3 separate regions of the Homo sapiens genome follow, and all the other regions are linked to region 2. A link is a loop called in an ENCODE intact Hi-C map of the cell type or tissue named here. Cell type or tissue: mammary epithelial cell. All regions are shown on one strand. Links, peaks and the distances in the headings refer to the core of each region. The heading gives the core; the rest is flanking DNA. Region 1 overlaps MED27 (mediator complex subunit 27). Region 2 overlaps NTNG2 (netrin G2). Region 3 has its middle 77 kb from the start of RAPGEF1.

Region 1 (8,000 bases), core at 1-8,000, 280 kb after region 2:
ATCTGTTCACCTGTTTACAGACATGTGGGTTGTTTTAGTTTTGGGGGTAATAAAAATAAAACTGGACCAGGCACATGGTCTGTAGCTCATGCTACATTGTAATCCCAATGCTTTGGGAGGCCAAAGGGGGAGGCTCGCTTGAGCTCAAGTGTTCAAGATCAGCCTGGGCAACATAGAGAGACCTTACCTCTACTAAAAATAAAAAAAATTAGTTGGACATGGTGGCACACACCTGTAGTCCCAGCTACTCAGGAGGCTGAGGCGGAGGGATTGCTTGTGCCCGGGAGATTGCAGCTACAGTGAGCTATGATCACATCACCGCACACTCCAGCCTGAGCAACACCCTGTCTCCAAAAAAAAAAAAGAATAAAAGAATAAAACTGCTATGAGCATTTGTGTACAAGTGTTTGTGTAGATATAACATTTTACTTTTCTTGGGCAAATATCTAGGAGTGGAATTCTTGAATCTTATGTTGTATGTGTATATTTACCTCTATAAGAAACTGCTAAACAGCTTTCCAAAGTTGTTCTGCCACTTTGTACTCCTACCGGCAGCGAATGCGACGTCTCCTTGCTCTGCATCCTCACCGACATTTCATATTGCCAGTTCTTGTTATTTTAGCCATTCTAGTGCAGGCCAAGTACATTTTGCATTTTCCTTTGATTATTGATGTTGAGCCTCCTTTTAGGTGCTTACTGGCCTGAAGATTGGCATGTCCTTGTTACAAAGTAAGTATCTGTTCAGATCTTTTGCCCTCTTCTAGTCCTACTCTGCTGAAAGTGTGTATGTGTTTTTTTTTTTTTAATCATCAATTGGGTGTTGAATTTTGTCAAACGTTTTTTCTGCATTTATTGAGGTGATCAAATGATTTTCCTTTATTTTAATATGGTAAGTTACATGGCATGGATTGATTTTTAAAAAATTCTTATTAAGTACACATAACAGATAATTTAACCACTTTTAAATGTTACAATTCAGTGGCATTAAGTACATTCACTTTTTTTTTTTTTTTTTGAGGCGGAGTCTCACTCTGTCACCCAGCTGGAGTGCAGTGGCGTGATCTCGGCTCACTGCAACTGCTGCCTTCTGGGTTCAAGCAATTCTTGTGCCTCAGCCTCCTGAGTAGCTGGAATTACAGGCGCCTGCCATCATGCTTGGCTAATATTTGTATTTTTAGTAGAGATGGGGTTTCGCCATGTTGGCCAGGCTGGTCTCAGACTCCTGACCTCAGGTGATCTGCCCGCCTCGGCCTCCCGAAGTGCATTTACATTTTTGTGCAGCCATCACCGCCATTCATCTTCAGAACTCTTCATCTTGCAAAACTAAAACTGTGCCCACTAACTGTAACTTCCAATTCCCACTCCACCATCTCCTGGCAGCCACCATTCTACTTTCTGTCTCTATGGATTTGACCTCTGTAAGTATATCCTAAAAGTGGAATCAGACAGTATTTATTTTTTTCTGACTTAGCGTAATTTCCCCAAGGTTCATACCTTTAGCAGGTGTCAGAGTAATATTTCATGGTATGGCTAGAACACAGCATGGGTTGATTTTTGAATGTTAGTCCAATTTTGCATTTCTGGAATACACTTGATCATGATATATTATCTTTTTTATATATTGCTGGATTCTATTTGCTAATATTTTATTAAGGAATTTTGTATCTTTGTTCATGGAAGAGTATTGTCTATAACTTTCTTTTTCTTTTGTAGTGTCTTTCTCTAGTTTCAGTATCAGGATAATGCTTGATCCATTAAATGAGTTGAGAAATATTTTTTCTCTGTTTTCTGAATTTCCATATGATTGATACTATTTCTTCCCTAGATAGTTGATAGATTTAACTGAGGGATCTGTGTGGGTCTGGAGTTTTCTTCATGGGAAGATTTTTAATAACAAATTCACTTTTAGCAAAATAGATGTAAAGCTTTTTAGATGTTTATTTCTTCTCATGTCAGTTATATAACTTACATCTTTCAAAGACATCCACTTCGTCTAGCTGTCGAAGAGATTGGTTCATAGTATTCTCTTCTAATGCCTCTAGAATCTGAGCGATGTCTCATCATTCATTCCTGATATTGATAAATTATCTTCCCTCTTTTTGCTCTTGATCAGTCTAACTAGCGACTTCTCAGTTTTGTTGATTTTTATTTCCATAACCTGCTCTTGGTTTTGGTGATTTTTCTGTATCTGTCTTCTATTTCATTGATTTACACACATTATTGCCTCCTTGTACTTACCTTGGATTTAATTTTCTCTTCTTTTTCTTTTTTTAATGGAAGCTTAGATATTTGATCTTCAAGTCTTTTTTCTTTTCTTATATAGGCTTTTAAAAACTATAAATTTCCCTCTGAGCATGGTTTTAGCTGCATCCCACACGTTTTAATATATTTTTATCATTCAGCCCAAGGTATTTTCTAATTTCTCTTGTGATTTCTTCTTTGACCCGTGAGTTGTTTAAAAGTGTGTTTAATTTCTGAATATATGGGGGCTCTTTATGTTATATTTTTGTTATTTATTTTTCACTTCAGTTGTGGTCAGAGAACATATTCTGCATGTTTCGAGACCCGGCTTATGGTCTGTCTTGGTGAGTGTTCCAGGTGCACTTGGAAAGGATGTACCTTCTACTGTTTTGGGATATAGAATATATATGTCATTGGGTTAACCCTGTTCAAGTCTTCTGTATTCTTACTGACTTTCTGTCTACTTGTTCTGTCAATTACTGAGAGAGGCGTGGTATTGACTATTTTTTAGGAGCATACACATTTAGGATTGTTATGTCTTCTGGATGAGCTCATCCTTCTAAGCTTTTAAAAAAATAATAATAATTCTTATGACCTTCCTTGCTTATAAATAATGGGTTTCGTTCACCCCTGAAGTTGTCCCCTTTCTCTGGGCAGAGGAGTTTCTTTGGGGTGGCATGCTATGGGAGAGAAATAGGTAGTAGGGCTCAGAGGGTCAGTGGTAGCATTGATGAGCAGAGGGGTCAAATTGATTCACTTTCTTTCTCCTCTGATATACAATATAAAAGAGTTTCTGCCAGAACTTGAAAGACTGCCACAAGACTTCTCAGCTTCAGGAGATCACAGCTGAGGCTAGTTAATGGTTTGTTGAGGCCACCTTAAACCTGTAGAGGGCACCCTCTAAAAGTTTGTTCAGGGCATTGCAAGCATCAATCCACCTGTCTCAGGTAGACTCCTAGATTTGGCTCCACTGAGAGAAGTATGTTCTGGTGTGGTTTTTAACTCCTTTGAAAAGGGCAAAAGGGATTTTGGAGCCACTGAGCGTGCATGCTGCTGGCTGTGGGAAAGACATTTTCTATCAAGGAGGCCCTCCTCCTGTGCTCACATCACACATTCCCAGACATGCATCCCAGTGTGGTCAGCTCCCAGCTGATTGATCACTGGCAGCCCTTGCTTAGTGGTGCTGCTTACCTAAACACCCTGGCCACTCCTAGGGTGCTTGTCCATTTCTCCTTCTTCAATATATGCAAATATATGCATGAAAACTTTTTTAAAAAGATAAAAAGGCTGGGCATGGTGGCTCATGCCTGTAAACCCAGCACTTTGGGAGACTGAGGCGGGCGGATCATCTGAGGTCAGGAGTTTGAGACCAGCCTGGCCAACATGGCGAAACCCTGTCAAAAATTAACCGGGTGTGGTGGTAGGGGCCTGTAATCCTAACTACCCAGGAGGCTGAGGCACAAGAATCACTTGAACCCGGGAGGCAGAGGTTGCAGTGAGCCAAGATCATGCCACTGGCACTCCAGCCTGGGTGACAGACAGAGACTCCATCTCAAAAAAAAAAAAAAAAGATATAAAAGTGAAGATTTATTTAGAGTGGGGGAAAAAAAACCCCACAATTTACGAACAAGGCAAAACCCTTTTGGAACGAAGCTGTTTAATTACCTGCCTTACTGTAAGATAGTGTTTCTAAACTCAGTCATTTGCAAACCAACTGTAGAATTTTTGCCATAACCTTTGGCCAGCTGTTCTATTATTTGTATAGTATTTTTAATATTCTTAAATAATGTAATTTTAATTATAATTTGTATAATATTTGTATAATTTTTTAAAGCCTAGCCTCTGTGGTACCATGACTGAGCAATGCTATCTATGAAATCACAGGTTTTATTTACTAGTTGTATATTGTTCTATACCTACAGATATTGAAATGAAAAATGTTCATCCATATATCACCTAAAACCACTTTTATGTGTATGACATTTTGGAAACTGTTAGTCTGTGCAAATTCACACCTGCAAATATGAACTTGACAGTAAACTTAAAGGAAAAAGCAAACTTTGCAGTGGCCTGAGAAGGACTACTTTGTGGCTACAGTTTGGAGGTGCCAGGGCACTTTAGGAAGGAAGGGGAAATAAGAGAGGCAGCAGAAAACCAGACTGGGGTACCTGTTTCTCAGGGAGGCAGATCCTTCCATTATCCTGTTTGGATGTCTTGAATTTCTAAACTAGCCGCATCCACAGTTAAAATACTCCAGGGGAAAATTATTAAATGAATGTTGTTCAGTTAAGCAGAGCGCATGTAAATTTTGTTTCATTACTAATCTAGAATACTTATATCACTGTTACCTTCAGTTGGTTTAAATATTCTTCAATTTACCATGTTTCTTACTCTAGCAGGGTTGGTTTTAATGTCATGTGTTTTATTTAGGAAGAACTTTTTGTTCTGAGAAGAAATTGTCTAAGGGAACGATTTCCAGATTGAGGAGACTTTAATAAAGGGACTGTTTCCAAAGGTGTGGGCAGGGTATAAGGAACCCATAAGGGACTAGGGCAGTACCTGGGCTAGTGCCCATGGGCGGAGCTGTTACTATCCTTCCCCCAGGGGTAAGAGGAGGGCATACTTACTGCAGCCCAGAGTGAGAGAGAGAGCTGCGTGGAGAGGGATCCTGACAGAGCTATGATGAGGGTTGTAGCCAGTTCCTGGGGAATTTGTAGGCAGGATAAATACCCTGACCTCACTGCTTTTCCACCTTCCACATCTCCCTTTGGCCAAACTCAGCCAGAGGGCAAAGGAGCCCATGGATGCAGTCCACGTGGGTCAGCTTTTTGGGGCACAGACCACTGTGGAGAGGGTGGGTCTGGAGAGGGTGAAGGCTCTGGTCATTTCCCACCCAATGCTCTTTACATAAGGTAGTGGGGCAGGGGGTGGAGAAACAGTGAACATGAAACATAGCTGCTGCTGCCCCCCTGCCGCCAGGAACAAGGTCTGTGATGTCATTGGTCATGGGTGACTTCTGCTTCCCCCCAGTCCATGTCCCTGTTATCCTCTGCTGCTGGTGCCTCTGCTGAATAGTGGAATGAACCAGACCTTTCCTGCTGTAGGATTGGAGAAATTGGTGTTTTGCTGTTACTGAGTTGTCACAGCTAGCCCTCAAGGACAAGGACCCTTGGCCTCGTGCTTCTCCTGCCCTCTGAGTCTCCGGCCAGTGCCTAGTATTGGTCAGAACACAGCTGGAAGCCAGAGAGGAAAAAGGCTTGTTGATGTAATCTGTGTGTAGGCCAGCCTCCTGGGGCACAGTGCGGGATGGCAGAGGGACAAACGAAAGCTCTCCAGCATAGTCCCTGTTCTAGAAGCCAGATCCATTTACTCCAGCTCACTTCCTGACTAGGTCATTTCAGGATCATGCCAAATATGAACAGTCTGTCCACTCTCTCGTTGGCCTTCTTAGAAAAATAATGAAAAGAACTGTGCTTACTAACTGAAATGCATTGATGTAGTAAAATGAACCAGAAACCTGAAAGAACATCCCTGCTTTTAAAGCTCATGCTTCGAGGTGTTTTCATGACTGCAATTAACTTTTTGAGGCTTTGTATTTCTGTAGACACAAACAGAAGTTCCTAACCTTTTTGTGCAGAAAAAGACAATGTTTGTACACATAAAAGGAACAGCTAATACCATTATTTGCCTATTTTGTGTTAAGTGCTTTATGTGCTGTGTTCACTCCTTTACTTCTCATAATGATTATGTGAAGAGGATAGTGATGCTACCTTATTTCACAGATAAGGATGCCAAAGCTTAGAGAGGTTAAAGTAACTTGTCCAAGATGAGGGCACTGTGAGAACTTGAGCATCTAGGTCCCTGTGATTCCTAAGCCCCAGCTTCAGACTCTGTTGTGCTGAATAGAGTTGTAAGGAGTCCACGTGCAAGATTCATTTATCAGTTGTCTGTTGAGAGCCTGCTGTGTGCTGGACAGTGTGCTGGGGGCTGATGGCAGGGAGAAATATGGCCTGTGCCTTCCCCCTGTGGAGTTCTCAGTCTAGTGGGCAAGGTAAACAAATAAACAGTCATTCCCCCACATGTGTGAGATAGACTGTGATGTGTACTATGAAGGACAGGGCAAGGATACCGTGATTGATGACACTTGTCTGGTGTGCATTTGAGGGCCTTGGAGAAGGCTTCTCTACTGAAGGTTCTGTTCAGTAGACACCCGAAAGCAATTCACTTAAGAGGTTGGGGGATGAGTCCTGAGGTGGGAAAATCTGGAGCTCCAGCCGAGGCACCTCGCCCAGGAAGGTCTGTTTTTGTGTGAGTTACTTTCCGTTTGTCATCATCTCAGTCCTGCTTTATAACCCAGCTGCCCTACAGTAATGCCCTCAGTAAAGGGGAGAGGAAGGGCACAACTTCACTGTGTCTGTTCACTTTGTTGGATGACATTTTGTGATTAAGAAATTTTTACTACTTGTAGAAGAAACAATTACAGAACAAAGTTGTGTTTACTCTGGGATCTTTATTTCTCTTTGATTCAGTCTACTTAAATCAGTCCCGTTCACCACATGTTTATTGAGTATGCATTATGTGCAGGATTATTGCAGGAATTAAAGACGTGAGCCTCAGACTCTCCCCTCAAGGAGTTGATTGTCTGATGAATGACTATCAAACTTACTGTCATACAAATAGCGTGTTTGTCCCAGGAGGGGTTCTGCGGTTTCCTCAGATGTGTTGACTGTTTCTGACTCTGAGTGTGCATTTGCTTTAATGTATGGTTATGACTAGAACAAGTCGTTCAGTGATTGTGATCATTCTCTTTGGCGTTTCTTTTTGTGAAATCTACCATGTAGATTCTCAGGGACGTTAAAAAAATCAAATGGAAATGAAATAATGGTTCTACACGTGTGCGGCAAACTGAGTAACTGGAAGCAGTCACCACATCCGAGCATTGCCAAGAGGTGCCACAGCGACAGTCCTCAGCCCTTCCTGGGCACGGGAGGGAAAGCCATTGGAATGTGGGAAGGCAGGCATCATCTGCCCTCGCCAGCTCCTGGTTGAATGTCTGCCGCCCACAGGTTGCTTTGCTTTAACTCCATGTGAATTGTTGCATCTCAGTTCACCATCTATCTGAGCTCCAAGCGTCATTTCACCAGATCTGACAGAAATGGCTGACTTAATAACCGTTGTTAATTGGTGTTGCTGGAAAGCTCAACACAGGTGTTTTATTATTAGGGGTTTTTTTTCTTTTTTCTCTCTCGTAAAGATGTAAGGGCATGCAGAGCAGGTAGCTGTTGAGTGACATTAAAATTCTTTCCCAAACTTAGTATGTTGCTTAAATGTTTTAGGGAAAACTAGGACCCACAAGATACCTGAGTAAATTTGTAATGCAAGAAGAACAGAAATTTAGAAATTATTAATTATATTAATATTTTTAGTTATTAATATAAAATAAAATGCAAAGCAAGTATTCACTGTTTCACTCCTCCCTGTTTCCTGCCAACTTTGCACATTAATTGAGAGTCACAAAATCAAAAACCCAGCAGGAGAACTTCAGGACGTTTAACCTGGTTGTCCTGTTTCTCTGGAGACAAGCCTTCTGCCTTGAAGAAACTGGAAACCCCATGAAGGCAGAGACTGCCTTAGTCATCACTGCATCCCTGAGCTCACTTAGGCACTGCATGAATATTTACCAAATGACTGGGAAGAAAGAAAACCATCAATTGATTTCATTTTGTTACTACACTACTAAAAGATTTCTCAGTTGTTTT
Region 2 (8,000 bases), core at 1-8,000:
GGTGTCCCAAGGGGCCTGGCTGGGCAGGGTTGGGGGACAGCCCCTGAGGCCGAGACCTGGCCTCTACTGACGACAGGGGCAACCATTCCAGGCTGGTGCGTTTTGGTTGGCGGTCATGGCTTTGGTCTTTGCCCAGGCCCAGGGCCCTGATGGACTTCCTTCTCTACCCAAAAGCCAGTCCTTGAGTAGAACTTGGAAGAAAGCAGACTGGGTGCCCACCAGGGGTGAAGAGCAGCTTTATAGCTGGACCTGGGCTGGTAAAGCATTTGAAGAAAAGCTTCAGCCACAAAAAAGAGCTGAAAACCTTTGATCTGATCTGCCTCCCAATTTGATGAATGAGGAAGCTGAGGCCCAGGAACGGGAAGGGACTTGCACAAATGCACGCAGCAAGGCGATCTTTTGGCCCCCAACTGGGCCCCTGCAGGAGGAGGGATAGGCTGCTCCTCCACCTTTCTGGAAAGGAGCTATGGAGGGGGACCCCCCCACACACCAGCCCCAGACAGATGCTCAGTGGCCTCTGCCACTGAGTGCCTGCCACCTGCCAGAGTCACAGCTCTTTGGAGCCAGGAAGGGTCAGTGTCCCCTCCAGTTGCCCAGAGAGGGAAGGGCCACTGGTAAGTTTTGCAACTCCAGTGCAAAACTTACCGGAGAACCGCAAGGGTAGGTTACTAATAGAGCAGTTTCTGGAGCTTTCTGTCCTTAGAGATGCTCAACTGGAGAGGGCCCTGGAGTTAGAATTCCCACAGTCTCCCCAGGTGATTCTGATGCAGGGGGCCCCAGAGGCCACCTCGCAGGGCAGTGCACCCTGCACGCATTCCAGCAAGTTCCCTGTGCCGTGTCCGTGCCCTCTCACCAATGCAGACGTTCTCATCATCCAGCTCTGCCGAGCCGTTGCGGTAGTAGCCCAGCCGGCAGTGCTGGCAGTGCTGACCTCGCGTGTTGTGCTTGCAGCTGACGCAGGTCACCACATTCAGGAAGTCAATGTAGCTGCAGCGGTTGGAGTGACCGTAGCATTCGCAGTCTGGGCCGGCCAAGTGGGAGAAATACCAATGGTCAGCGAGCATTCAGGGAAACTGAGGGACAGGGCGAGGAAGGACTCACCCCAGGTCATGCAGGGACGGAGGAAGGCATCTTTGGAAAAGGTACCGGAAGGTGCCCTAGGCCTCCCACCCTTCCATCGGATTCAGGAAGAGAGAGGCCTCCCTGCTTTGAGCCCAGAGGAGAACCTGAGTAGGCTGAGCCCAGGGATTCCCACCTGGCCCTGTGGGCAGGGAACCAGGGAGGGCCAGTGGGCAGCTCCTGCTAATGCCTGGCTGGGCACCAGGGCCAAGCGCTCGCTGAAGGATGCCCACATGCCGGGGTGATTAGAAAGTGATTCATGCAAGGAGGGCAGGGTCATGCCACCTGGCTGTGCACTGGGGGAGGGCGACGCCTGGGTTCACGGCGCTCGCCGTGGTATCCTCGGGTAGATGAATGCATGGATGGACGCTGGACAAGATGCAATGGGCCAGGAGCTCCTGCCCATGCTGCTTTGGAAGATGGCTGGGAGGAAAACGCCCACCTGCCAGACCCTTTCTTATTAGCCTGAGCTTTCTGCAAGTTTGATTGTTTTGCAGGATGCTAAGAGTGAGTGCCACTTTAAAGCAGGAGCCCTGGGAACCTGCATGCCTCCCCCTGGTCCTGGCCCGGCTTCTGACTCGCTGCTCCTGGAAGCACATGGTTTCATACCAAGGACCACCACCACCATGTCCTGCCGCCTCCTGCACCCCACCCCTACGTGGTTCTCAGGCTGACCCCTGCCTAACCAGCTCCGCTCCAAGGACCAGACAAGCCCGTGACTGCCTGGGGCAAGGCTCTCAGGGATTGGAGGTGAATCCCACATTGTCAATGGAGGATTTGGTGAGGAAGGTCACCATCCCTAAGAATGGGGGGGCATCCCTTGATGTTCCTACGAAGGGACACAGTACTCACCCACCCACCCACCCTCCAGCAAGAAAGCCAATGTGGCTGCCCCCGAACAAGGAAGGACAACGGCCACCCTCTTGAAACACCATCTGTGTATCTCTAGAGGACCCAGCTTCCCTTTTGTGATGGGATGAGGGACTGACCCAGTGGTCAAGGGCATGGGAGACTAGAGAAACAGCCTGTGCCCAGGAGAGATGGTGGGCACTCCCACCTGTGGGCCACCTAGTCCTGCCCCCTTCACTTTGTCCCTCCAGAGATAATGAGGAGATGAGGCATCCTCTAAGTGTCCCAAAGAGCAGCATCGGTGACCCGTGTGTCCCAGATTCTGCTTCAACCAACACGAGCCCCAGGGCCACACCTCCCAGGGGAGCCGGGATGGGCTATTTCTGGCATCTGCTCTGCCTGCTGTGTGGCCTGCCCACTGTGCCCAAGTTGGCTTCTGACTCATACCTGCTCCCAGCTCCCTTGGGGAGGGAGGCCTGTAGGGAAGAGAGACTCAGTTTAACCTTGACCCAGCTACTCCAGGAGGGTTTTCGGAGCCAGGCATCGGTCCTCTATCCTGCACCGTCTTTTTCCAGCGGCGGATGGGGAACAGGTGTCAGGGAGGGCTGATGGGGCCCCAGGTCCATCCTCTTACCTTGGAATTCTTCAATAGGCATCACTTGAGGAGATTTGGGCTTGAGCTGGAAAAGTTTGTAGCCCTTGGCAGGGGCAGGGGCAGCGGCAGGGGTGCCCACAGCTTGGAGAGATGAGAAACAGGTTCTTTCGTCTGTCATGGTCCCACTGCCCAGGGAAGAGCCCAGCAAAGGCTTCCGAGCCGCCCTGGGCCAGCTCTAGGGCAGGCAGCCTTGTCGCCTGCTCAGATGTGAGGGAGGGAGAGGCCCCTCTGGCCTCAAATCACACAGCCCCTCTCCTCGAAGAGCCCAGGGAGGTGGGGCCCCTTCCTGAAGGAAACACAGCACATCCCAAGCTTGCAAATCAGCCCTGCCCTTGGTCCCCTCTCTGAGACCATGGACACATCTGGCTGGATTAATCCTCCAAATGACTTCTGTAACCCCTGACACCCCCGCGCCCTGCTAAGACCTTCTTGGAAGCCAAACTGTTTTTAGATAGATTGACATCACATTGCACACCACGCCCGTCTCTTGCTCTCCCCACCGCCTCTCCAAACTTCCTGGAGCATCAAACCCAGAGACTAAACTTGGCATTTAAGGACTTTGGCATCTCCCTTCCTTTCTGAAACACTCTTCCTGCTCCAGCCGAAGTGAATCCTTCGCTGTCCCTGGAGTCCCACTCGCAAGTGCTGTCAAGCCAGGAACACGGACGGCACCTGCCTTCCACTGCCCAGAATCCCGCTGGGACCCCAACGCCCTATCTGTGGGTGAGCAGGCCACTGTCCCGGGATCGTCACTACCTTGGCTTCCCTCTGGGGGTCTGTGGTGCCCTGGTTGGCCCAGGGTAGGGAAGCGATGGCTCCCGCCAGCTCTGTCTCCATCACCACAGAGGACACCAGGCCCAGGTCCTCCAGGTTTCTAGGAACCGAGCCTCAGACCCTCTCTAAACATGCTTCCAGCGCCAGAGCTTCCTGCCAGTAGAGGGCGCTCAAAGCCCTGCTCGCTGCTCAGAGCTGGGGCTGGAGGAAATTTGAACATGTGAGCTGGAAGGAACAGCTCACCTGTTCCCTAGACCTCAGGCCCTAATTCCCCACCCAGGCTTGGTGAGCTGGGGCCAGGGACAATTTCCCTTCTGGAGAGTCGGGCAGGCCTGCGCGTTTCCTTGGCATGTCTGTCTATGGCTACAGATGAGCCCTGTGTCTCCTCCCACGTAGCAGGAGGATGTCAGTGTCTTCCAGGACCCCGCCCTCCCTCCTTTAACCCACACATTTTCCACTTTGTCAGGCTCCCTGCCATCCCACTGCCAAGCCTTTGCCCCGGCTGGCCCTGCGGCCTGGAATGTGCTGCCTTCTCCCTTCACCCACCACAGTCCACCCTCCGAGGTCTCATGGCCCCCGCTCCTGCAGGAAGCCCCCTCTGACTCTCTGATCCAGCAACTGCCCAGGTGTCCTGTGAGCAAGGGCAGCTGGAGAGGGGGGTTCCTGTCGTGGGAGGCGGGGCCTCTACCAGACTCCGAAGCCCTCGGAGGGAGTGCTGGTGGAAGGGCTTGGCGTGGGGGTGCCACATGGAACCTCTTGAAGCAGGTGAGCTTGGGGGCAGAGCTGGTAGACCTGCTCTACCAGGCCGCTCCCTCACCACTGTGCCCTAGAGCTCCCCAGGCACCGACATTCTACACCCGTGCCCTCAGTTGGTTCCTGCGGCCCCCCTCCAACCTCAGGTCCCCACCATGCACACCTGCTACTTCCACTACAGAGGGAGGGGCCTACGAGTCTAAGAGGGCGCTTCCCCGGGGTCTCAGGCCCATCACAGGCCTTGCCCCCCCATACCTTCTGCACGGGAGGCCACCTGGGACCACCTGCTCGAGAGAGGGGCAGCCGTAGATGGCCTGGTCCACTCTTGGGGGGAAGAAGAGAAGAAACCAAGTTATGCGAGGGGGTGGTGCTGAGGGAAGCTGGGTACATACTGAGGCATCACAGCCCCGCACCCCACAGGCCCCTTAGAAGCAGCAGCACTATAAGGAGAGGCTCTGTCTACACTGGCCAAAGGAATTGGGTCCAAATCTACTACATAGGCAGCATCTACACTATTTCAGCCTGTGGAGGGCACATGCAGACTTAAAGCCCGATAGATGAGAGGTGAACCCATGCCTGAGAATCTGCATATTCTTCAGCGAGACCCTTCTACACTCCCTGTGCCGTCCCCGTTCTGACTGAAGGACAGAGCTAGACCAGGTCCCGCCTCTGGGCCCAGACCTCTCTGAGCTGATGTCTCTGGCTAATGGCTGCGAAGTGGGACATGTGTTCCGGCCAAGATCTTACATGTGTCCAGAAGTGTCCTGGAAGGTGTCCTTCCTGTCCAGCCGCAATCCAGGGACCGGAGCCTTCCCCAGCATCTGACCTGCTTCCCTGATCACTGCCCTTCTACCTTCCTGACCCCTGGCCTGGCCCATTTTCACCAGGGACCCCAGCATGAACCAGTGACACAACGCTCAGCCCGTAGACTAACGGGACACACAGCCAGCAAGGCAGGCAGGCAGGGCTGGCAAAGAACTGCCCTGTGCCCAAATTTCAAAGGACAAACCCAGAGGGACAGGGGAGCGCTGCTGTTTTCCGCTTCTTGAAGGGATTATACACAACGGTGGCTGTGGGGAAAGAAAAGGAAAAGCTACCAGCTAACAAGTGCGGAAGACTTTCCAGCTGGGAGCGGGGAGCTTTGGACATGAATTGACTTTAATATGATGTTCAGTGGGAAGATGAGGCCGCCAGGCCCAAATTGGCAAGGGCTTAATTAGAGCCATGAGAAAGCCAGCCCTGAAGGCATTTGCTTCAGAGCCTGTCTCCCTCCATCCTCCGTGGCCCAGCCCAGGAAAGGATTAGTGTCTCCAGCGGCGTTTTCCGCCCGCAGCGCTGTCCTCCAGACAGCTTGACATTGGCAGGCGGGAGAAACATCTGGCCCAGGAGTTCAGAGGCCCAGCTGGACTCTGTTCAAAGAGCCCGAAGCACCTGTTGGGAGGCACTCGGGGGTATTCAGGATCTTTCAGGGACCAGGGTCTTGGGGAGGGAGAGAGTCCTGGCTTGGCTGCCCAGGGACACACTCAGGTGTGTGGGAAGCAAGTTCTCGCCATGGCCTGTGTGCTGTGCCAAGGCCCCATGGAAGCCCGGTCTGCTCCTTTGGAACTGGGAAGCCCTGCAAGCCAGGCCTTGGAGACAGCACTACTTGGCCGGGTGCGGTGGCTCACGCCTGGAATCCCAGCACTTTGGGAGGCTGAGGCGGGTGGATCACTTGAGGTCAGGAGTTCAACACCAGCCTGACCAACATGGTGAAACCCTGTCTCTCTAAAAAGACAAAAAGTAGCTGAACATGGTGACAGGTGCCTGTAATCCCAGCTACTCGGGAGGCTGAGGCAGGAGAATTGCTTGAACCTGGGGGGGCGGAGGTTGCAGTGAGCTGAGATTGCTCCATTGCACTCCAGCCTCAGCGACAAGAGCGAAACTCCATCTCAAAAAAAAAAAAAAAAAAGATAGCTCTACCTCATAGCCCCTGGAGGCCTCAGGACAATAGCTTTGGGTGGCTGAGTTGGCGAGCCCTGAGTTCAAATCCTGCCCGTGCCTCTCCATAATTCTGAGACCTTGAGCAGCTGCCCCTTTTTTCTTCTGAAACAGCTTGATTGAGGTGTAATTTACATATCATAAAATCCAGCTGCTTCTTCCTAAGCCTCGATCCCCTCACCTGTGGGACTAGGAAAATAACAGCCTCCATCTCACGGAGCTGTGAGCCCAGAATACAATGATATGATGATACAATGATACGAGCACAGCCCAGGAGAACTCACCCTCAGCTACTGCAATGATCGTTTTCATTAATGGGGGCTCTGGACAGGGGCTTCAGTTGCTGAAGAGGAGGGAGGAGCCCCTAGATGTGGGCTGTAGGGGCCACTGGCTGTCACATTGGAGCCACCTCCTCCCCTAATGTCCTGCTTCTTGATACAGGGCTGAGGGTGCAGAGCAGCACTGTCTTGCCGAGAGGGAGGGTGTGCCTTCTGCTCACTGAGGGGGTCCTGGGGACCCTCACCTCCCCTGCATTTCCCACTCTGGCCTCTGACTTTTCCTCTTTAATTCCCAACTTTGCACAATCTGCCCAGCCTCCCACGGCTGCCCTGGCACCAAGTCAGAAGCAGCTCTGCAAATGGATTCCTCTGTGTGTGTGTGTGTGTACATGTGCGTGTGCATGCCTGTGTGTGTGCATGCATGTGTGTGTGTGCATGTGTGCACTTGCACATGTGATATGGAGAGTATCTGGCCTCCCAGCCAAACCCCTGTTTGGAGACAGGCACAGCACCCACCACCACTGTTTTTGCTTCTGTCTGCCCACCACAGGCTCAGCAGCAAAGCACAGGTCCCTTGTGGCTGGGCCAACCTATGTCTGAAGTCCAGAATTCTCAGAGTGACCCATGTCTTCCACCCCAAAGAGGATTCCTGGGTCAGGAGGCTTCCCGGAAATCCTCCAATCTTTTGGCTAGCCCCTGCCTCCTGTAAATGCCTCCTGCAGAAAAGGAAGGATGTAGAAAGAGGTGGGGTGTGCTGCCCCCAGGGGAGCTGCTCTGGATGGCCTAGGAAGGAGGAGGTCTTTCTCTCAGCATTTGCCCCTGTCTGGGGAGCCTGAGTGTCCACCCAGCAACAGGCCGAGGCAGGAGCTGATGGAGGGGACTCTGCCCTTTAGAAATGCCACCCCCCAAGGGGGAAGGATCAGTGGGGCAGGTCTCCTTGGATCAGAGAGATGGAGGGCCAGGGCACTACCCAAGGGGCCAGGAGTCCCCACCAGGTCCTCCCTGCAGGGTGGCGGGGGACAGGGTGTGGCAGGCTATTGGAGCACCCCTCCCTGGCTGGGACCAGGAAGAATTCCCCTTGGTCATCGTCTTCCTGGTGCCCTCTGGGAAGGATAAATCCTTTCAGACCCCTGGCACCTGCACTGCACAGAGTGCAGGGATACTCCCCAGGTGAGTCCAGGTGAGAGCAGAGGCCCACTCCAGCACCCCCAGCCTTGAATACACGTGAATCCCTCCGTTGGAGGGGAGCGAGAATCAGGTTTCCATGCCTGTCTGTGGCAGACCCCTGAGGGGGCAGGACGTCTGGCCCTGGCCTGGCCTTGCACTACACACACAGCCTCCACATTCCCAGCAGCCCACGGTGTCCAAACTCAGCTCCAGAGGCTCCCTTTGCCCTGCTGATCAGAGACATTTGCTTTCTGGGCTAACCCTGCTCCATCCATCCCACCGGTGTGCTGCTGAGGGGCTAAGGACAGAGAGGCCCTGGGGGCCAGGTGGGGACAGGGTGTGGGCGGGGCTCCAGGGACCACGGAGGCAGAAGCACCATTGGGAGATAAGGCCAGTCTTTGGCTGCATGTCAGGATGGCCTCGCTGCC
Region 3 (10,579 bases), core at 1,599-9,598, 420 kb after region 2:
AAAGAAAACTCTCCCCCACAATCCCTCCATCCACAGATGATGACCATGAGCACCTTGGTCTGTGTCTTCCCAGGACCATAGCGATGTGAACAGAGAGACATCCTATTTTATCTTGCTATGTTTTAACTGTGGTAAAATATATATAACATAAAAGTTACCATTTAAACCATTTTTAGGTGTATATTGTTTGCAGCCATCACCACCGTCCATCTCCAGAACGCTTTCATCTTCTAAACTGAAACTCTGTCCTATCAAGCACTCACTCCTCATTCCCCCTCCCCATCCCCTAGCAACCTCCATTCTGCCTCTATGGATTTGACAACTCTAGGGACCACATAGAAGTGGAATTCTGCAGCATTTGTCTTTTGTGACTGCCTTATTTCACTCAGCATCATGTCCTCAAGCTTCGTCCAGGTTGTAGCATGCGTCAGAATTTCCCTGTTTCTAAGGCTGAGATATAGAGATCCTATCTATGAAATAAAATCATGTTATGGGTACAGAGTCTCTGTACCAACTGCTTTTTCACACAACATAGATTGAAAACCTTCTCCCATCAGAAACCAAGACATGATTTCCTTCCTTCCACCACTTCTTCCACCAGGTACATTCTCCTGAAAGCAGCTCTGGCCTGGGAAGCCCAGACCCTCTTTCCAGCTTGGGCACCTGGGAGGGGGCAAGTCCCACCTTAGGCCTCACTTGATCCCTGTCCAGTGAGGGGCTCGAGCTCACTCTGAAGCCCCAAAGTGCCTGCTCGTAGGCCATGTCTGGCCTACAGACACGATTCATGTGAGCTTCAGAAGTTTTCATTTTGAATCAACATAAAACATCTGGAGCTTTCACACTGTGTCAAGGGTCCATAACACCACCCCTACCTCCTGTTCAGTGATTCACTGGGACTCACAGGACTTAGCATACTCTTTGTATCACAACTATGACTTATTACAGCAAAAGGACACAAAATAAAATCAGCAAAGGGAAAGGTGCATTGGACAAAGTCCCAGGCAAGAAGGTGCCAGTTTCCAAGGGTTCCTTCCCAGGGCAGTCTCATGGGAGCAATTCCTCCTGCAACGTGTTGTAGCAGCACAGTCGAAGTGTCGTCTACCAGGGAAGCTCATTAGAGACTCAGTGCCTGGGGTTTTTATGGAGATCTGGTCACATAGCATTCTCTATCTAGCATGAAACAAAATTCCAGACCTCCAGAGGGCAAGCAGGTGTTCTGCATAAACCCCATTTTGTGTGCAAACAGTTCAGGCACAGCAAAGCAGCACAGCAAAGTTAGAGAATGGTGGCAACTCTCTCAAGATCCAAGTTCCCAGATGCCAGTCAGAGGCTACTCTTGCAAGCAGGCCTTTTAAAGGAGAGCGGTCTCAAGCACGCTATCTTAGTTCTCTTCTGCACACACATCAAAATCCAGGATTTTAAAAGTCCAAGGCTTAAGACAAAAATACAAACCATTTTGCCACCTCTCTGGGGGACAATAGCATATCTTTAAGGCAGGTGAGTAGGTCTAGGAGTCTTCATTGTTCCATTCTTGCAAATTAGCTGTAGGTTTGAGAGTAGAAAGAAGTCTAATGAAGACGTGCAACCTACACTAAAAACTGCAAAATGCCATTGAGATAAATTAACAAAGATCTAAACAAATAGAGGTATATACCATGTTCACGGATTGGAAAACTACAATACTGTAAACATATCGCTTTCCCCTAATGAATATCTAAATTCAATGCAATTTCAATCAAAATCCCAGGAGGTTTCTTTCTCATGGAAATTGACGAGCTGAGCCTAAAATTCATATAGAAAAGCTTTGGGCCAAGAATAGCCAAGAAGATCTTGAGAACAAAGAACAAGGCTGAAAGACTCACACTACAAGACATCAGAAGAAAAAAAAAACGCCACAGTAATTAGGACAGTGTGGGATTGGCACAAGAATAGACAAACTGACCGATAGAACAGAGGGAATCCAGAAAGAGACCTCCCCTCCCCACAGTGTACTCAACAGGGCAACCCAGCCATAAATGGGGAAAAGAGGGTCATCTCAAAAACATACCTCACAAGGCGAAGCATGGTGGCTCATACCTGTAATCCCAGCACTTTGGGAGGCTGAGGCAGGAAGATTGCTTGGAGCCAGGGGTTTGAGGCCAGCCTGGGTAACACAGTGAGATACCATCTCTAAAAAGTTTAAAAATTATCCAGGCGCGGTGGTGGGTGCTTGTAGTCTCAGCTACTCTGGAGGCTGAGGCAGGAGGATTGCTTGAGCACAGGAGGTCAAGGCTGCAATGAGCTGTGATCATGCCACTGCACTCTCGCCTGGGCAACAGAGCAAGATCCTGTCTCTATGACAAAACAAAACAAACATATCTCACAAATAACAAAATATCCATTCCAGGTGGATTCTAGATCTAAATGTGAAATACAAACAATAAAGCATTTACAATAAAGCATTACACTTTTGTGATCTTGGACTTGGCAAAGATGTGTTAAATAGGACACAAAACTAACCATAAAAAAAATAAATTGGACTATAGTAAGAATGTTTATTCATCAGAAGAACCTACTAAGAGAGTGAAAAGGTCATCTGTACAGTGTAATTAATGCAATATAAGGATTCATACTTATAACGTGCCTACAAACCAGTAAGAAAAAGACAGACATCCCAGGAGATAAATGGGCCTGGATAGGCAGAGAGGCCAACAGGGTTCCCAAATGAACCGAAAAATACCCCATATGACAAGAGGCTCAGCTTCATTAGCCAACAGGGAAATGCAAATACAAGCCACAGTGCAATGTCAATACACACCCACCAGAAAAGCTAAAACAAAAAAGATAGAAAATAATAATACAAGTTGGTGAGGATGTGGAGCAATGCACCTCTCTTACACTACTGGTGGGAGGAAAATGAGAACAACACTTTGGAAAACAAAAGCCATGCACCAGAATGTTCATAGCAGCACTGTTTATAATTACCCAGAAGCCCAACAATAGTAGAATGGGCAGAGTGTAGTATTCTCACGCATTGGAATACTGTACGGCAAGGAAAATTAATCATCTACCTCAACACACAGCAACGTGGATGAGTCTCCCGAATGTATGCTGAGAAATAGAAGCCAGACACCAAAGGGTACACGTGTGTCATCCCATTTATACAAAGCACAGACACAGACACGAGGGGCCTTCAAAGGTGCTGGTTCCATGGGACCAGTTTGTGAAAATCCATCCATTCATGGGCACTCACTCATTCATATACTCTGGACACTTACAGGCAATTTACTGCGTGTGTTATTAAAGGGAAATAGTTGTCTTTCTAAATCCTCCCAACATTTCAGACATCACATGTGGTTTGATGTCTGGTGTGGTTGCCCCACACCAACCAGTTCTTTAGTTCTTGGCAGACATCGACCAGGTGTCCTGCAATTTAACTGGATTCTGACACTAGCTGCCCAGAGTTAGCGCAGACCCCACAATCCTACAGACTGCACCCCACATCAGAGGCCAAGTTGGGGCCTCCTGTACTTTTGAACCACTGACTATAAATTGGGGGTTCCCACAACCCCCTTTCGTGTTCAATAATTTGCTAGAATGGTTCATAAAACTCAGGGCAACATTCATTTACATTTACCAGTTTTTATAAAGGACACGACTCAGGACCAGCCAGTTGGAAGAGCTGCATCTGGCAAGACATGGGCGAGGAGCACACAGCTTCCATGCCCGCTCTGGGCACGGCAACCTCCCAGCATTTCCGTGTGTTCACCAACCCAGGTCTCCAAACCCCGGTGTTGAGTGTTTTTATAGAGGTTCCATTCCATTGGCGTGAATGAGGATTGGAGATTAACTCAATCTCCAGCCCCTCTCCCTTCCTCAGAGATGAGGGGGCTGAATGTTCCAGCCCTCCAATTTCACGGTTGGTTCCTGTGGCCACCAGCCCCCACCCTGAAGCTATCTAGGGGCCCCCAGCCACCAGTCATCTCATTAGCATATAAAAAGACACTCATCACTCCAGAGATGCCAAGGGTCTTAGAAGCTCTTGGATCAGGAACCGGGGACAAGACCAAATATTATTAAATATTATTAACAAAAGATGCTGCCATCACTTCATCACTCAGGAAATTACGAGGGTTTTAGAAGCTCTGTGCCAGGAGCCAAGAGCCAGGGCAGAGAACAAATACATATTTCCTATTATGTCAGTTATACGTAAATAAAAGTAAACACAAACATTTGGGGACAAAAAGATGGGGCGTGGCTGTGGCTTACCATACGCCACTCAGTTGACATTGTGACCTGTGACTTGGGTTATCTCCAAGACCCCTTCTCCTGGCCCCAAGAGGCCTCCAGTAGGACGTCTTTGTTCCCAGCTGTGATTTGGAATCGTGCCAAGAAGCCAGACGCCACTGTGCCGCCAGTAGATCCAGGTGCCATTGTTGTTTGCCACATTATAAAGATTCTGGTCCAGGCACGGTGGCTCACGCTTGTAATCCCAGCACTTTGGGAGGTGGAGGTGGGTGGATCACCAAGGTCAGGAGTTCAAGACCAGACTGGCCAAGATGGTGAAATCCCATCTCTAGTAAAAATACAAAAATTAGCCGGGCGTGGTGGTGCACGCCTGTAATCCCAGCTACTCAGGTGGCTGAGGCAGGAGAATTGCTGGAACCCGGGAGACAGAGGTTGCAGTGAGCCGAGATGGCACCCCTGCACTCCACTCTAGCCTGGGTGACAGAGCGAGACTCCATCGCAAAAAATAAATAAATGAATAAGGGTTCTGACAATTCAGAAATCTAAAACCTCCTGGGGAAAGCTGGCTCTCACCCTGGCTCAGGGTCCAGTTCCAAGACCAGCAGAGGGAAGCCACTGGGAAGCCCTGCCCAGCCCATGCCCCTCCAGGGAGAGAGGGCCTCTCCAGGCTCTCTGCTGACACAGGCTGGCACTGCAGGCTCTGCACAGCAAAGTCGGGCAGCCCAACCCATTGCTGATGGGACTTTAGAAGCCAGCTGCACAAATCTCAGCTCTGCCTCTTACTGGCTGTGTGACCCTGGCAAGTTATATAACCTCTCTGGACCTCCACTCCCTTATCTGCAGCATAGGCCTAAGCCCCCATTGATGGGGTTGTCGTGGACATTAACTGGAATATTCACAAAGCATCACTCAGCACCGAGCCTCGCACAGCCCTCGGCACACGGCACCTAGCACTCTGACTGTCATTACCATCGCTCTCCTTTCTCACTCTTTAGTTCATTTCTGCTTCTAGATTTCACCACTCTGGATGAAGTCTGTGAACTCACCATTCCTCAAACCTGTACGATAATGTCCAATATCCAACAGAAGTAGCAAAGTGACTTCTGAGATGAAGTCTTTATAACCCACGTGGTCAACACAACTAACTAGTACCCAGGTGCAATGTTGTGTTCACCATCTGTTCCCTTCTTTCTGCAACTCACATGCAGTATGCGCTTACTATTGCAACAACCTGGGCTGCAACCACGGAGAGTAGATGAGAAGCGCCTCCGCAGGTTTCACAGGGGAAAATTTATTACTGCAACTTCAAGCTACAGAACGAGCCCGAGCTTGCGGTTTGGGAGCCAGCGGCAGCTGGAGCTTGCGTTTCACTTGGCTCTTAGGAAAATGATACAGTAGATTCCAAATGCCCCCCAAACCCCCGCCTCTGGATTCAGAGCCCAGGGGAATTCTTCCAGGTTAATACAGACCAGCTCCAAAAGACATTCTCCAGAAAGGTTTACTAAAAACCCCAGCTTCCTCCCTCCAGTGGCTCAGTCTAAGACCTAGAGTGCAGAGAGGCTTGAGCACCTGGGGCATCACCACTAATGCCCAGCAGACAATGTCGACTCAGGTTTCCAGAGGCTGTCACAGTCACCAGGTCTCTCTTTGAATCCCCCAGACCCACAGCTCTGGGGTAAATGGGTCTGTGAGGCCCCTGGAGGGAAATAAATGGACTTCTCAACTGCTGGGGCAGGAAAGCGTCAATCAGCTCCAGGCCAGCAGGGTATCATGCAGGATGGCAACGTGTAGCAGGCAGTCTGCCACTCCCCTGCCCACGCCCTTGGCAGGCATTGCTAATCCATCCCCGTGCTCATTCCCATCGATCCCCAGCATGGCTTCTGAATCCTTCTTAGCCCACGGCAGCGAGAATGACTGATGGGAGTGAGTCAGGGAAATATTTAGGGTAGAAGGAGGACCAGATTTAGAATCAGGAACCTGGGCTGTAGCTCCATATCAGCCCCTGGTTCCTCGTGATATCTCCAGGTGATTGTTGAACTCAAAACCCCTGTTTTCTGATCTGTAGAATGGGGATGAATGTAGGAGAGAGACTGGTTATTAAATTGGGCTCAAGTGCTCTCCCCTCTCAGGGGCACAGGTAGCCTTTGACAAGCACCAGCTCCTGCTACAGCCGCGAGACCCCGGGCCATTTCCGAGCCTCTCAGCCTCCCATTCCATGACCAAACAGTGGGAACAGTAAGTGATCTCAAAGATGCGGTCAGAACGCAGGGAGGGCATGCACAGAATGCACTTAGCCTTGTCCCTGGCCTGCAAGAAGTGCTCGAAAAATGCTATGCAATGTTGCTGTTTTCTTTCTTTTTTCTTTTTTTTTTTTTTTTTGAGATGGAGTCTTGCTCTGTTGCTCAGGCTGGAGTGCAGTGGTGCGATCTCGGCTCACTGCAACCTCTGCCTCCCAGGTTCAAGCGATTCTCCTGCCTCAGCCTTCTGAGTAGCTGGGACTACATGCACGTGCCAACACGCCCAGCTAATTTTTGTATTTTCAGTAGAGATAGGGTTTCACCATGTTGGCCAGGCTGGTCTCGAACTCTTGACCTCAAGTGATTACCCGCCTCAGCCTCCCAAAGTTCTGGGATTACAGGCGTGAGCCACCATGGCTGACCCGCATTGCCGTTTTCTAACTGTAGCCTACTGAAGAGCCATCTCATGTCATTGATGCTGCTGAATCAGCCAAAGAGAAAGATTCAAAGCTTCTTCCCACCCTCTGCCCACCCTTCCCTGTCCTCAGTACAGCTGACTCATGCAGAGGAAGGGCTGGTCCCTTGGTGGATGCTGACTGGGAACTTGGGAAGCTACCTGGATGCTGCTAGGAACTTAGAACTGGATGGTTCTGAGTTCACGGTGCTGAGTGGGTCGCCGTGAAGGGCTTGCTGTTCCATGGATGTGAACTGACCCCTTCCCCTGTGTCTCCACAGGATCCCATGGCAACCGCCTGAGGGGCGACTGGGCCCCAGAGGGATAAAGGGTGCTCAGTGGGGGTGAGGGTAATCCAGGAAGGCTTCCTGGAGGAAGAGGGGTGAGCTCCACCTGGGATGGGATCACCTAATTACTTTTGGGTACTTGGTCACCTAATTACTTTTCCCACCAGGATGGCAGCAAACCCCATGGGAAAATGGTATCCAGGGAGGGGAGAGGAAGCCCGGAGCTTTCATGGGGAGAGCTTGTTCCCTGGCTATGATGGAGTGTGATGGGGACACAGCCACCCCCCTCCCTCACTCATGCCTTGGCCAGGGCAGGGGTCTCCCCCACCTTCCTGCCTGCCTCTTCCACATCACTGGGGCTTTCTTGCCTTTCTGCTTCCTGTGGGCAGGAGAGCTGGGGACAGAGATGCTTTCTTGCCCAGTTCTGTCTCAGAGTCCCACTCCAGCCTGGCGCTCTCAGCTGTCTTGGCGGAGCCCTGCTCCCCTTATTGGGGTCTGGCAGCAGGGGGGTCCCTCCTCCCAGGTATCAACCCAGGTGGCCCCACTGCCCCCAGTTCAGGAACCTGGGGAACCAGGCAACCCATTCAGTCTGTGCTTGGGGGGCCTGGACCGGCTTCCCAGCACCCTCCACCTAACAGCACTAAGAAGCTACCTCTGGGGAAGTGCCAGGAGCGCCCACACTGAGCGGCAGGGTGGCCAGGGTCACTTCCCCTGCGGGCAGGTCGGCCAGGGTCACTTCCCCTGCGGGCAGGTCCAGGAAACCCTACCCTCCCATGGCCTTGAGACGCTGCATGTCCAAAGGCCTCCCACTCACAGCCCTCTCCACTTCCAGCCCCATCCCTGATGCTGTGGCCTGGGCTTCTCTGTTCTCACTGGCCAGGCCCTCGAGAGCGCCAGGCAGCCCAGAGAGACAGCAGCTTCACTTATGAACAAACAGAGGTTCTGGGACACAGTGGTCTTGCTGGGGTCCCTCGGCCTCACGGGGCCTCCCTCCCCAAGCTGGAAGCCCACCCAGCCACCAACACAGCTAGCCAGTCCAAGGCCAAACATGAGGTGTGCTCTCAAAGAAATCAGGTTGTTAGCATTCTGGAAATGTCTGCACCTCCCCAAGCCTTGAGCTGCGTTCCCTCAGCTGTGCTGCTGGGGAGGAGGGTTTGGGGCTGATGAATTGGCCAAACACACTGCCAACTGTCAGTGATGAAAAGAAAAACAACAGCAGGGCTGGGTGCGGTGTCTCACGCCTGTAATCCCAGCACTTTGGGAGGCCAAGGCGGGCAGATCACCTCAGGTCAGGAGTTCAAGACCAGCCTGGCTAACATGGTGAAACCCCGTCTCTACTAAAAATACAAAAACTAGCTGGGTATGATGGCACACATCTGTAATCCTAACTATTCAGGAGGCTGAGGTAGGACAATGGCTCGAACCTGGGAGGCGGAGGTTGCGGTGAGCTGAGGTCTTGCCACTGCACTCCAGCCTGGGTGACAGAGTGAGACTCCGTCTCAAACAACGGCAGGACCTGTGACGCCCTGAACTCTTGCCATGGGTCAGCCCTGTGCTGCAGGAAGAGCCCACGTAATCCCCAGCACACCCCTGGGAGGTGGGAATTACCACTGATTATTACCCACATGTTACAGACCAGGAAGCTCAGAGAGGTCAGGAGACCCAGCCAAGGTCACACCGCTAGGCAGTGGAGAAGCTGGGACTGAACGCCTCATCGCATGGTCTGGCTACCTCCTCCTGCCACCTCATCCTTTGTCAGAGGCCAGTGACTCACGGGCAGAGCAGCCCCAGCCTCAAAATCTCAATGCCTGAAATATCACCATCATTGCCTGATATCTTTGGCCGAAGCCTACTCTTTAATGAATACCGCCTCCCACTGGGGAGAACCCACTGTGTGCCTCAACTCTTCTGTGGGAAGGAGTTTGAAATCCGTTCCCAAAACTAGGGAGAGACTTCTGCTTCTACAATGGAGGGGACAGAGCACTTCAGGGGAAAAGCAGCTGGTACAGGGAACAGAGAAGGGAACTAGCGTTATTAAGGACTTATTTTGTGCCAGGCAATTTTATAAACATCTTCTCGTTGCATCCAGCAGGAATTCTTATCTCCACTTTACAGATGAGGGTTGGGGAAACTGAGTCTCCAGTGCTGTGAGCCACTGGACACAGTGCGGCTGGTTAACGTGCAGCTGGGTATCTTATCGGGGTCTGATGAGGGGAAAAGGGCAGTCTTGCGGAAGCTCAGGGCAGGTGCCGGCAGCCCGGGCACAGGGAGGGCTTGACGTCCTGTGGGGACTCCAGTCCTCCTCGTTCTTCCTGAAGGCTGTACTGGCTGTGGACAGAGAGTGGCCAGAGGGGAGCAGAGGCAGCTCCTCGCAGAGGTCACCAGGCTGGAGCGGAGCCGCTGCTGCCAACCGTGCCTGCAGCCCGTGGCCCGAACGCCTTCCAGGTCTCTGCAGGGCCTCACCCGCCCTGCCAGCTCCGGGCAGCTGCTGCTTTGGGGCAGCCAGGGAAAATTCCTCACCTGACCCCTAGCCAGAGATGAGAGGTGTCCAGGCCTCAGAACCGCTGCCCTGCCTCCCCCACCACCGGCCACTAAGCACCCCCTGTGCCAGGATCTGTGCCAAGGGCTCTGTGTGCTGTGTCATCTCAGCGACTCCTCCCCCTGCCCTGTCCAAGGAATAGGTGACAACACCTGCTCGGAGAGCTAACTCAGCTTTCTCAAGGTCCCCGCTAAGCCAGCCAATGGCGCCAGAGTGAAAATGTGAATTCAGGCTGGGTCTGGAAACCCTCTCTAAACTGCTGAATTCCAAGTCAGGGACTCTGGCCTCGTGAGAAGCAGTCGCCTTTTCCATGCCAGTGTCCTGAACTTTTCGGGGTCACTCTCAGGTGAGAACAGTTTCGTGGGAGCCTCTATGAGCCAAGCCTTGTGCTGGGCTCAGGGTAAAACAGTGACAAAGGGGGACGACATCCCTGTTCCAGTGGGTCCTACAGTCAGGTGGGGCAGACGAGGCATGAATCAAGCAATCTTAGAGAGACCGGGTGGCATTCAAGGCTCAAAGCTCGCCCTGAGGGAAAGGGGTGAGCATTGGTGACAACCCAGGATGAAGCAGCGTGGACCGGCCCCGGGGTCAGGGAGGGCTGGGGTTGACATCCGATCCCCAGGGTGTCCATAGAGAGAGGCCAGCAGCTGAGGTAAGGGAGGAGAGAGCACTGTGCAGAAAGGACTGTGAGTGCAAAGGCCCTCGGGGTTGGAGGCAGAGCACGGAGGGCTCCGGGAACCAGGTCAGAGTGGCTCCAGACAGGGAGGCATGAGATGAGGCTATGATGGAACGTGGTGAGGATGGCGGGCCTGATCCTAAAAACATTGGAATTTAT

What was found. A loop is a pair of places that touch in the nucleus more often than their neighbours do. Peaks named below come from ENCODE experiments on the same cell type or tissue, not always from the same donor. Only the 100,000 strongest peaks of a DNase experiment are listed, where the experiment ranks them.
Region 1: it touches region 2 in a loop (5-fold over the local background); 2 of 110 quality-filtered maps call a loop at or near these places.
Region 3: it touches region 2 in a loop (3-fold over the local background); 2 of 110 quality-filtered maps call a loop at or near these places.

The regions. Positions count from the first base shown.
Region 1 is chr9:131,949,630-131,957,629 of GRCh38, reverse strand. The region is part of intron 3 of MED27 (mediator complex subunit 27); the gene reads left to right. Among named protein-coding and RNA genes, the nearest start is that of MED27, 130 kb to the left of the region's middle. In mammary epithelial cell, for the core only: a CTCF peak has its summit at 3,123 (motif pointing right); no DNase peak of the experiment used is centred there.
Region 2 is chr9:132,232,125-132,240,124 of GRCh38, reverse strand. It overlaps NTNG2 (netrin G2), which reads right to left. Exons shown (of 8, transcript NM_032536.4): 6 at 854-1,021. Among named protein-coding and RNA genes, the nearest start is that of NTNG2, 74 kb to the right of the region's middle. RefSeq lists an enhancer at 1-401. In mammary epithelial cell, for the core only: a CTCF peak has its summit at 3,559 (motif pointing right); a DNase peak (open chromatin) is centred at 3,594.
Region 3 is chr9:131,811,605-131,822,183 of GRCh38, reverse strand. No RefSeq gene overlaps it. Among named protein-coding and RNA genes, the nearest start is that of RAPGEF1, 77 kb to the right of the region's middle. RefSeq lists enhancers at 4,813-5,314, 7,994-8,494. In mammary epithelial cell, for the core only: a CTCF peak has its summit at 5,486; no DNase peak of the experiment used is centred there.